Linked DNA regions of Homo sapiens: region 2 is linked to region 1. Evidence: chromatin loops called from intact Hi-C (ENCODE). Cell type or tissue: heart left ventricle. All regions are shown on one strand. Links, peaks and the distances in the headings refer to the core of each region. The heading gives the core; the rest is flanking DNA.

The links. Hi-C counts contacts between places; a loop is a spot of excess contacts. Peaks named below come from ENCODE experiments on the same cell type or tissue, not always from the same donor. Only the 100,000 strongest peaks of a DNase experiment are listed, where the experiment ranks them.
Region 2: it touches region 1 in a loop (2.4-fold over the local background); 12 of 110 quality-filtered maps call a loop at or near these places.

What each region holds. Positions count from the first base shown.
Region 1 is chr1:185,668,185-185,673,571 of GRCh38, forward strand. All of the region lies in intron 1 of LOC107985239 (a long non-coding RNA gene), which reads left to right. Among named protein-coding and RNA genes, the nearest start is that of GS1-204I12.4, 24 kb to the left of the region's middle. In heart left ventricle, for the core only: a CTCF peak has its summit at 2,337 (motif pointing left); no DNase peak of the experiment used is centred there; H3K4me3 peaks cover 271 bases; H3K27ac peaks cover 452 bases.
Region 2 is chr1:185,593,335-185,598,721 of GRCh38, forward strand. All of the region lies in intron 2 of LINC01350 (long intergenic non-protein coding RNA 1350), which reads right to left. The region is part of intron 1 of LOC107985239 (a long non-coding RNA gene); the gene reads left to right. Among named protein-coding and RNA genes, the nearest start is that of LINC01350, 32 kb to the right of the region's middle. In heart left ventricle, for the core only: a CTCF peak has its summit at 2,938 (motif pointing left); no DNase peak of the experiment used is centred there; H3K27ac peaks cover 2,568 bases.

The DNA of each region.
Region 1 (5,387 bases), core at 53-5,052:
GGGCATTTTTCCAAGTCCACATTATTCTATTTGATTGTCTGGGTATTGATATGTGTTATCTCTATGTTCTAGGCACTGAGCCCAGGGCTAAGTATACTGTGATGAATAAAACACACCATTCCCTAAAACCTTCCTTAATTTTCTCTTTTGTTGAACTCCTCATGTACTTTTAGTGAGTACAATGACATTTAGGATTAAATTGTTCTCTAATTTTTCTCCTGTGATCTATTTTTGACTTGCTAAGTAGATCAAAGCCTTATTGAAGATTTTGCATTGGTAATATTCACAGAGAAAATGTATACCTGAACTGCTGGAGAGGCTCTGGAAAAGTATAGGAGCACCTGTCCTAACTTTTAGGGTCATGGAAGACTTAGGAGAGGACATCTAAGCTAAGTAGGATAAGTAGAATGTAATCAGGTGAAGATTGAAAGTGGGGAAAAGGCTGGCAGAGTGTAGGATCCCATTCCATATTCAAGAAGTGGTTTTGCAAAGAGAAGATAAAGTATAGCATATTTAAAAGATGCATAGGTACTTCAGAATCACCAAACACAAACTGCAAGGGGGTAGATGTGGAGAATAAGGTACACCATGAAAAATATACAGGGACAATACAAAAGAGCAAGATGAAGGGTCAACATTGTGCTATAGAAACAAAATTCCCTAAAGTAAGTTTTCTGGTTTTGTCAGTGACTTTATAGGCTGTGAGATAGAGGAGGTCAACCCTAGTTGGAGCAGTATGCAAAGCAGAGATGGCCTTATATTGCGGAGTGCTTTGGATAGCCAGAGAGGTGGAGGGATCGACTTCAGTCTGGGAAGACCCCCTGAAAAAATGCCCAGTGGCTGGCAGTCATTTTGATGGGCTTTCTGCCTGAAACAGGGATTTCTCCTCAAAGGCAAATGAGATACAAATTTACCCAATGGCACATCCTAATAACTGAAGCAGGAAGACAAAACAGGTTCCTCAGGTCCCCACTCAACCAGCCATTTGCTAGAACACAAAATTATCTGCATTCAAATGCCAATTTTTTTTGAGTCACTGAATATGCTTTCTTTGCCTTTTCATTATTTCTTAATAATAATCATATAGCACTGACATCATTTATATCCAAGTTTGCAGTTAAATAGATCAGTTAATAAGTTGTACAAAGAACGGTGTGTTCTATACTGAAATAAGTGGCAATGATCTTATCTTCAGAGTATATCATCATCTATTTGGTTCTCAAAAACATCATCATCATTATAATTACTTTATTAATTCTTTTAGCTACTATTTTTTAAAGTTCTTTTTATGTTCCAAGCACTGTGGTAAGTGCTTTACAAACTGTAAGAGACATAAAGCTTTTCTGTATGTCTAGCCTCCCTTCCTTCTTTCAGAAATAATGTCTTTTTTTGTTTGTTTGTTTGTTTTGCTTTTAGGAGACCAGCCGTTTCTCATTCTCACTCTACGCAGTCAACTCCATGCATTCACAGTTTTACCCTTCTCTCTCTCCAGGCTTTATAGTGGTGGTAGTCATGGGACAGCACAGGACGCAGGCCTGGCTTAGGTGGGCACATGTCCTAAAGTGGTCTGAGCCATACTGAGGCCTGCACTTTTGCTGGAGCTATTGGAAAAGAGGTCCCTGGGTATAAGAGCCACTTAAATCTGGAGCGGGCTGAGCCCACCTGGTACCATGAGAAGAAAATCTGCCAGATATTGAAGTCAACACACAAGAAAGCAGAGCCAGGAGATGGAGACAAGGCAATAGCATCCTCAATATATTAAATTCCAAAGCTGGCTGTTCCTGAAGAGAGTATGTATCTGGACCTTTCAGCTATGTGATCCAATATATGTCTCTATCTTTACAAAACTACTTTGAGTTGGGCTTTTGTTCTTGGCTGCTGAAACAGGCAGAGCCATTATATGACTAAAAAGCTCCTGTTCTTAACGACCAATATCTCCAAGGATATTGGAGAAATGCTGGTGAAATAATGTGAGTAAATTTAAAAAGGAATCCCTCTTCACCTGCCCCCAAGTTTCGTGAGCTTTTTTAAGGGTACGTTTTCCATAAGGAATGTGCTTACTATTGCAGATTAGCAATGTGTTAGTTTGTCCATACGAAAGCAAGTAGCACTTATTTCCTTGTGGACAAGTGCATCCCCTGTGGTCCTGCTAGTACTATTTCAGTCCTAACGGGGTGATCAAGGGTTTGAGGCACCCTCTCAATACAAGCCCCAACCAAGGGAGGGTCCTAGCTCTTCTCATTTGAAAATGGTAAGCAAGCACTTCTCACTTCTAGATGGGAAGCCTGCCGATAACAAAAAATAGTTTTGCTTAAATATAGGCAGGCTTGAATTTGATGAAATGGCCCCCTCCGGTGGTTAGAGCAGCTGCTATAGTCTCCTTCCTCCTTAAGGTGGGAGACCTAAAATGAACCTTACTTAGTCTATTGCTTGTAAAGCCCACTGTTCTCTGAAATTTACTGCTTTGGTAAAATCTGCACAACTTAGAGTGCAGTGACAGCTGTATAACCGCATCGTTCAAGAAATCCTCAGTGTGAATGACTTTTAAATATTGGATGGATTGCCTTACATTCTGGGAGTGTTACTTTCACCCTCATTTATAAGGGGAAGCTCATAAAATAAGCTTCTCAGGAGTATACATTAATAAGAACAAAACAACCTTAACACAGCAGACTAATTTATCTATGTTTAATCTGTCTTGTAAAATAGCAAGATTAAAATGGAGGTACGTCACAGAAGATCAAAACATGTAGGCTCCTTGAAGTCCCTGCACATTTGGCCTAAATGCTTCCTAGCTCGTTTTTAAATCAGCTGATGTGAATGAGAAGTTATTTTTAAAAAATCAGACAATCAGAGTGCCCTGTACTAGAAAGAGACGACCTGTATGTTTGCTGACCATTGTTCTAGTGCTTGCTAGGGAAAGTTACCTGGAATTAGTAATAGAAAGAAAAGAACACATTATGGATGCTAAGGATAATTCTTCTTCTCTCTCTTAAATTTCATGAGACTTAAAAGGTGATTCTACAGTTTTTGACGTGATTCTTTAAAATATTTTTAGAAATATTTTATTTTATTTATTTATTTTTGAGATGGAGTCTCGCTCTGTCACCCAGGCTGGAGTGCAGTGACACGATCTTGGCTCCCTGCAATCTCCACCTCCTAGGTTCAAGTGATTCTTCTCTCTCAGCCTCCTGAGTAGCTGGGAGTACAGGCATGCACCACCATGCCTGGCTAATTTTTTATATTTTTAGTAGAGACAAGTTTCACTGTGTTGGCAAGGTTGGTCTCAAAGTCCTGACCTCAAATGATCCACCCTCCTTGGCCTCCCAAAGTGCTGGGATTACAGGCATGAGCCACTGTGTCTGGCCCAGAAATATTTTAACTTAGCACTTTGGTGTCAGATTCATAGGAGCCAATGCATACAAAATTATTTATTTCGTTTGAAAAATAATTCTGTAGAGGTCATTGCAATGTTGAGTTCTTGATCTTTAAATCCTTTTAAAATTTTAGATGGGCATTGCTAACGGGAGAGATACAGTTCACACCAAATAGATACCACGGATCATTCTCTTTTTAAAGTGTTCCTCTTTGAGATTCCCCACCCCACCTCCCCCCACTTTGCTGTGCCTCCATTCTCAACAAGCATCTTAAACATTGTTTATCCCCCATCCTCTGTCTTTGGCCATCTTCTCAATATATACCCTCCTTCTGAGTGTTCTCATCCAAACTCATGGCTGTATTTACTATCCATCACTGTAGTTTCCTAAATTAATATTGCTATTTAAAATTGAGCTGTACCCTGACCTTCAGAGCTATACATAAAATGGGCTGCCCAACATCTACTTGAATGTCCCATAAGGATTCAAATTCAGTATAGCAAAACTGAGCTTAATATATCTTCTCCCTGAATTTAGTTCCAGTTCATTTCATGGCCTCAAAACCCCGTATCTGGGAAACATACCAGAATCTTTCCTTACCTTCTTCCACAACCAACCGGTTACTATATGCTATAATATTTACCTTTTTGGCATTTCTGGTATTCGTCTTCTCGTTACCATCTTCACTGCTGTTGCCCTCATTGAGGCACTCATCTCTTACCTGGACTATTATAAGAGATTCTACTTTCAACTGAACAAACACATTGTAGCCAGAATTGCTTTTCCTAAATGCAAATCAAATCACGTTCTTCCCCATATCCCTCTTTTTTTTTTGAGACAGAGTCTCATTCTGTCAAGTGATTCTCCTGCCTTAGCCTCCCAAGTAGCTGGGATTACAGGCACACACCACCATGCCTGGCTAATTTTTGTATTTTTAGTAGAGACGGAGTTTCACCATGTTGGCCAGGCTGGTCTTAAACTCCCGACCTCAGGTGATCTGCCCGCCTCGGCCTCCCAATGTGTTGGTATTAGAGGTGTGAGCCACCATGCCCAGCCTATGTTCTTCCCCTTTTAAGACACTTCAGGGTTGTTGTTGTGTGTTTTTTTTTTTTGTAAGCATAAATTTAAATTTCTTGATGCATCATACATGATCCTCTACATCTGGCTACTGACCACTTCTCTATATCAGTTGTCTATTGCCCTGATAACACTGTGTAACCAACAACCACAAAATCTCAAGGACATACTTAAGAAACATTTATTATTCCCTTGTCTAGGCTGGTCTGCTGTGGACTTTGCTTGATCTTGGCTGGAGTTGCTCTTATGTCTGGAGGTTGGCTGGCCTTGGCTGGTCTAGAGTAGACTTAGCTGGAATAACTGGGGCAACTTGGCTCTGCTCTATGTGTTCCTTGTCCTCTGGCTGACTAGCCTGGGCATGGTTAATGGGGATGACAGAGATGCAAGAGAGAGCATAAGCAGAAATATACAAAGTTTCTTGAGGCCTAGGTTCAGAATTGGCACATCGTCATGTTTGCTAAGTTGTATTAGCCAAAGGAAGTCCTAAGACTGGCTCAGATTCAAGGGTTCGGGAGACAGATTCTGCCTCCAATTAGGGGAACTGCAAAGTCACATGACAATGGGTTGACTACAGGAAGTGGGGGAGAATTAGAGTTTTTATTGCACTGTCCATCATATATTTCAAGAAAGCTTCCACTTTCTTCCTTCCTCAGGACAAACAAGGAACAAAGAAACTCTCCACTGAAATTTTCAAATTTCATTACGGATAATGCAAGGAAAAGGAGAAAACGTCAAAGGAACTATAATTTCAACACCCTTGTAGAGAAAATAATGTATCTATGGAGGAAAATAAGTACAGGGTACTATGAGGAAATAAACATTAGGAGAATAGAAAAGAGACATTGGGAATTAAAAATATGATGGCAAAATAAGAAATTCAGTGAAAAGTTTGGAAGACAAAATTGAGGCATTTCCTGGAAAGCAGAACAAAAG
Region 2 (5,387 bases), core at 163-5,162, 75 kb before region 1:
AGTAAATACATGCTGATTAAGGTCTACATGGGTTTTAACTTTTTTTGTGTAGTGTTACATAAAAATGGATGTTTAATGAATGCTTTTTCTAAATGATTTCCTTTGGAGCTTTGATTAGTCATTTTAGTCCCCTGGGCTTCAATTTTCCCATTCTGAAAATAGATGGTAAGTGATGAAGAAATGTGTTTACTGTCATAGAGAGACGTCCAAACATATTGCTGAGTGGAAAAAGGAGTTTAAAAAACAACATATAATGTATAATTTCATTTTTATAGAACTATGTACATACATCATATTTCATATACCAATGTCTGGGAGAATTTTTTAACAAAATATCAAAATGAAATTATGTTTCTTTAAACTTAATATAAAATAGTAAAACTAAATTAAAAAAATTTTAAAACCATGCAAAAATAGATAATGAGTTTTCCTCCAAGGTAGGACAAATTTTATCATTTGTAAAGGAATAAATATCAAAATCAAGGTGGCTTACTAGAAGAAAACCCTAGGTTGGTTTATTTGAGCCTGGACCCATAAAGGACCATGCTAATGAGGAAATTTCTACTATTCCTAAGTGAAGGTGGAAATCAGGCTGGATCCAGGTGTCTTTTGGTCCTGCCTTAAACTTTGTCACTTTCTATAAGCCCATCCTTCAACATAATCTATTTCCATCTATGCTTTGCTAATAGTAACAACTCTACTTCCTAACCCATTTCTATAAGCAAGTTATTTTGGCTCTGCCTTTGAATAATTTTGTCAGTTAAATCCTGATTCCTTCTTTTTATTCAGGGCTTTATCCTAAGAATGCTCAGGAATCCTGAGTCCCAGCCCCGTGTCAGTTTTGGAAGACAAATTTCCTGCCTAGCTCTGCAGCACAAATGCTGCTCTGCCAGTTTTTCTGTGGCTTTGTTCCACCTTATCTGCAGTGGCCAATGGTAGGTATCATGTCCTGGTGCCCTCTGATGCAGCCTGCCACTTGCTCAGCTGTACCTTGGCATATATCCCTCTGTTTTGCGGTTCTTTGTGATTGTCCCTTTCAGATTAGAAGTGCTTTATAATAAATTGGTAACTGTGCTTATTTGGCTGTTGAAAAGGGAGTCCTTTTAAAAAGGAAACTTAGCCCTTAAAACACATACACACACACACACACACACACACACACACACACACACACACACACATTTAAATATTTTCCAGATTGCTTTCTTTGCTTTTAAAGGTCACCTGAAGGTGAAGGGGTTGAAGGACATTTTATTGGGCTGTTTACTCTGCATTAAATGTCCTTCCTTCTTTCTCCTTATCTAGTACAGCCCTACCTTCAAGGTCCAGCTGAAATTCCAGCCACTCTGTGAAACTTTTCTTATCACCCTGGCCTTGGAGATTTGCCCTTTCTCTGTGCTCTGGTAACACAGAATGTCTGCATTAGCTTTTTCAAACTTAGCCTATGCTGCCTGTCTGTGAAGTATAAGCTTTGTTTTCCCAATGAGACTATCAGCTTTGTTTTCCCAATGAGACCATCACTCGTTTATAGGCTTGGAGTAAGAGTGGCTGAAATCCTATCTCCATCACTTGTGAGCTGTACGACCTTGTTCAAGCCACTTCCCATCGCTGTGCCTTAGGCTCCTTCTCTGTTCAGTGTAGTCATAGTACCTATCTTTTAGAGTTGTTGGGAAGATTAAATGAAATAATACATGCAGTGTGTTTAGTACAATGCCTGGCACATAGTTAGTGTTCAATAATTAATATATTTTATACACTTGTAATTTAACTACTATGTAGTTAAAGGAACTGGTGAAACAGTTATGAAACAGCTAATAGTCTACAGAAATAGTTTCTGCTCTGCCAAATCCAGCAGGGAGCCAGAGGGCAAGGGAGTCAATTAAAGCACAGCAAGAAATTGTTTTTGCCCCAGGGGAATTTACATTCTAGGATTTAATAACTAATTAGCCAATTATTTATTTAAATACTAATCTTTTCAGAAGTACAGGGTGCCATAAAAATGTCTGTGTCTCCCTGAAAGTCTTGGGGAGGTTCCCCTGAGGAAGTGGTAAATGAATTTAGATCTTAAAAAGGAATAGGTGTGAACAAGTTGAATGTCAGGAAGTGTATTCTTGGCAAAGAGAAGACCATGTGTGGGGACTTTGAGCTGGAGGGAAGTGTGGATAATCTGAGGACCTCAGAGACAGCCAGTGTGGCTGGAGCATGATGGCTGAATGAGAAGAGAGAGAGCTCCAAAGGAGCCAGGTTGGATTTTAGGTCTGTCATTTTCCCAGTATCTTGTAACTATACATTAAGGAGCTTATTTATACTCATTAATGATTTAGTCTACGTGGATGCTGGTTCATCTGATTCTTTTAAACAATAAAAGAAAGTGTTTTCTGGGTATATGGTATATCGATAAGAGTCTGGTCAGGAAAACAGAAACTGCATTGGGCATTTCAACAGTGAGAATTTAATATGAGAAGTTGGTTAAACAGGACTGGAGAAATAAAAACCCAAAGAAGGGATGCTGAGGTCACAAAGAGAGAGTGACTATAAGAAGCTGCTGCCTCTCCAGATCAGAATCTTAAGCTTTGTCTGCATTGCCTCTCTCTCTCACTTCCAGTCTCTCACAAAGTCCTATCTTCACAGCTCAGAGAGCTATAATGCAGAACCTTATGTGTCAGGGAGTGGAGGACAGGAGGTGCAGGCCTGGTTGCTGCCCAGCACGTGCTGGTACCTCAGGAGCTCAGAAGAGCTGGGAAGACTTCCCAGCTAGTGCTGGTACCTGTACCTCTAAGAGGGCACATTCAGGTTAGTTCTTAGAATACTAAAATAAAAGAGGAGACTGAAGCCAACTGCCCATCCCAGGATGCAGAGCTATTATTGCTCAGGTGATGATAGGAAGAGGAAGAAAGCAAAGAGTCTGCCATTTAACCTCCCTCTAGCGGCCACTATTGGTAGAAGCTGACAGGGAGTCAGCAGGTTAAGCTGATTTGCAGAGTCCTAGACCCAGTATCACGTAATAAAGATATGAGGGGTAAAAAATAAGAACAATGGAGAAGGTGGATATTGATAGCTGGATATGAAGGGTGACATGGTCTTGCTTTGGGTAGCATTTGACTCTCTTATTTCTGCCCTTCAACATGCAATACATTACTTTCAAAGTCTTTGCAGAAAAATTATTTTATTAACTCATTAACTCTTTTGAGAGTAATCAAAATGAATTATTTTGCTAAAGCAGAAACATGGAAGAAATCTTTTTGTAAGTTTTATGCCATGCCAGTCACTGATTGGAGATATATTTATATCTATCTCTATATAGAGATAGATATTTTCACACATACAGACATATACACATATATATTTTATTTAATTTAAAAATTGTTGAAAAAGAACAAAAATTTGTAAGATCTCACTGTTGGCCTTCAAGCTGTTGGAAACTATGATACACATTCATGAAAAGGAGACTGAGGGTCATTATACAGGTTGGTTTCAGCTCCTAAGGGGTCCTGCCATCCCAGATCTGTGAACTCCAGGGAAAATCTCTACTTTTCTACCATTTCCTTGGTGATTGATTGCAAATCCCCTGGGGTTTGGAGAATCACATATATCTTTCCTCCCAGCTTCTGCTATAGGTTTTCATTTGCTGTTGAAGTTGAGCAGGAACCACCCAGAGCTCTACCCAGAGACCTTTTTATTTTCCCCTACCCCATAGCGTGAAATATTTTTGTTGCTTAAACCACAAACAATATGTTATAAATCATTTCTCAGTATTTATAAATAAAAATATTCTTAAAAGTTACACATTGTTTAAGCACCAAGCTGACTGAATTCCAACCACAAGCAACAGATGTTTTAGTCATCCCAAGCAATTCTAACGAAGATAAAACTGTGATTTTCATTTGATATTTTGGAACATTAAAAATAATTGTTGGAGTCCCCAATACTACTTTTAAGTGCCTCAGGAGACACAGACTTAGGTATAATTTTTTTCATGTGTACTATATTAAAAGATACATTTGCTTGGAAGACCTGTTTAGTGCAAAAGTGTGACTTTCGGCCAATTCCTCTTAATTAATGACAATGCTTCAGTTAAGTACTTTAGTTCCTTTGTATCAACTCCCATATTTCTCCAGAGAATTTGTGAAATAAGCACCTTGACTGGTGTGGAAGGAGTTTTTACTACAAATTTTTCATAAAAAAGGAACATTGAAATGCTACTTATCAAATTGGCTCATCTGTCTCAAATATTCATTTCCTAGAAATAATCCTTTGTTATTATCCGTAATAACTGAAACCTTATCGTTTTATTTCACCTGCTTTCTTTGTTTTGGTTTTCAGCATTAAAAAGCAATAATAACTTTGGCAAAAAATAATTCCTGTAGATCATTATTTTGAGGGTAGTCCTACTTGGCCTATTAGTTCCGCTGTAGTGCAATGTGTTTTGATATTGTTACTTAAATCAACACCAACCAGAATTACTGGCAGTCACAAACAAAAGTCTAATAATTCAGTGTTGAATTGTAAAGCAAAATGCATTTAAAAAATTAAGACTGCAAAGAAAGATGGAAATAACTGTATGATAAACATATAGACATGTTTATTTCTCAAAAATATGAGTTTGTTATAGATTCCTTAAAAAATTGCCTGGTTATCAATTTTTAAAAATAAATTACGCATTATTTATGTGTTTGCTTTTCTGCTGGTAACAATATTTATGTAACAAACAAAAAAATAAAAAACAAAAAAAAGAAAAACCCACAGTGCAAACATAAACCTTTGATGAGGCTTGGAATTCTTTCTACTTTTAATCTGCATAACATTTGCCTCCCCTTCATTGGCTCAATTATGGATTTGAAAGACTGATTCTCAAAAGGTGATCCTGTATGCTTTGCCTCCCAGTAGAAATTTTGCCAAAGAGTGCTGGATTATGCCTTATGTTGTAGAGTTGCATACTTTAACATTAATGTATAAAAAGGTAATTTTTATTAACTTAGCAAAGTAGAAACATTGACCATTGATTATGAAACATGGTTACTATTTTTAAATTAACAAACTTAAGAAAACATTAAAAGATGTTAATAAAAACCTAAGTAGCGTTTTGTACCTTCCTTGATGATCCTTAGCTGTTGTCAATCAAACTGCATCTCTAGTCTATTTTTAGTCTGGAAAGAAACTGCTTATCTTTAACTTGCCCAAAGACTCTTCTGGGGCTTTTCCACTATGCTGAAATTTTAATAACATCTCTAGATAGTTCTTCATTTCTGTTACAAGATTTAACTTCCTTATTGAGGCAATCTTTTGACTGTCTTCAGCTTCCTCAGTTATCAGTACTTAGTTCTCTTGTTAACCTAAGTTCCATGTACCTAGTCTCTTACTTTCTCCTAAATGGGGTAAAAATTCAT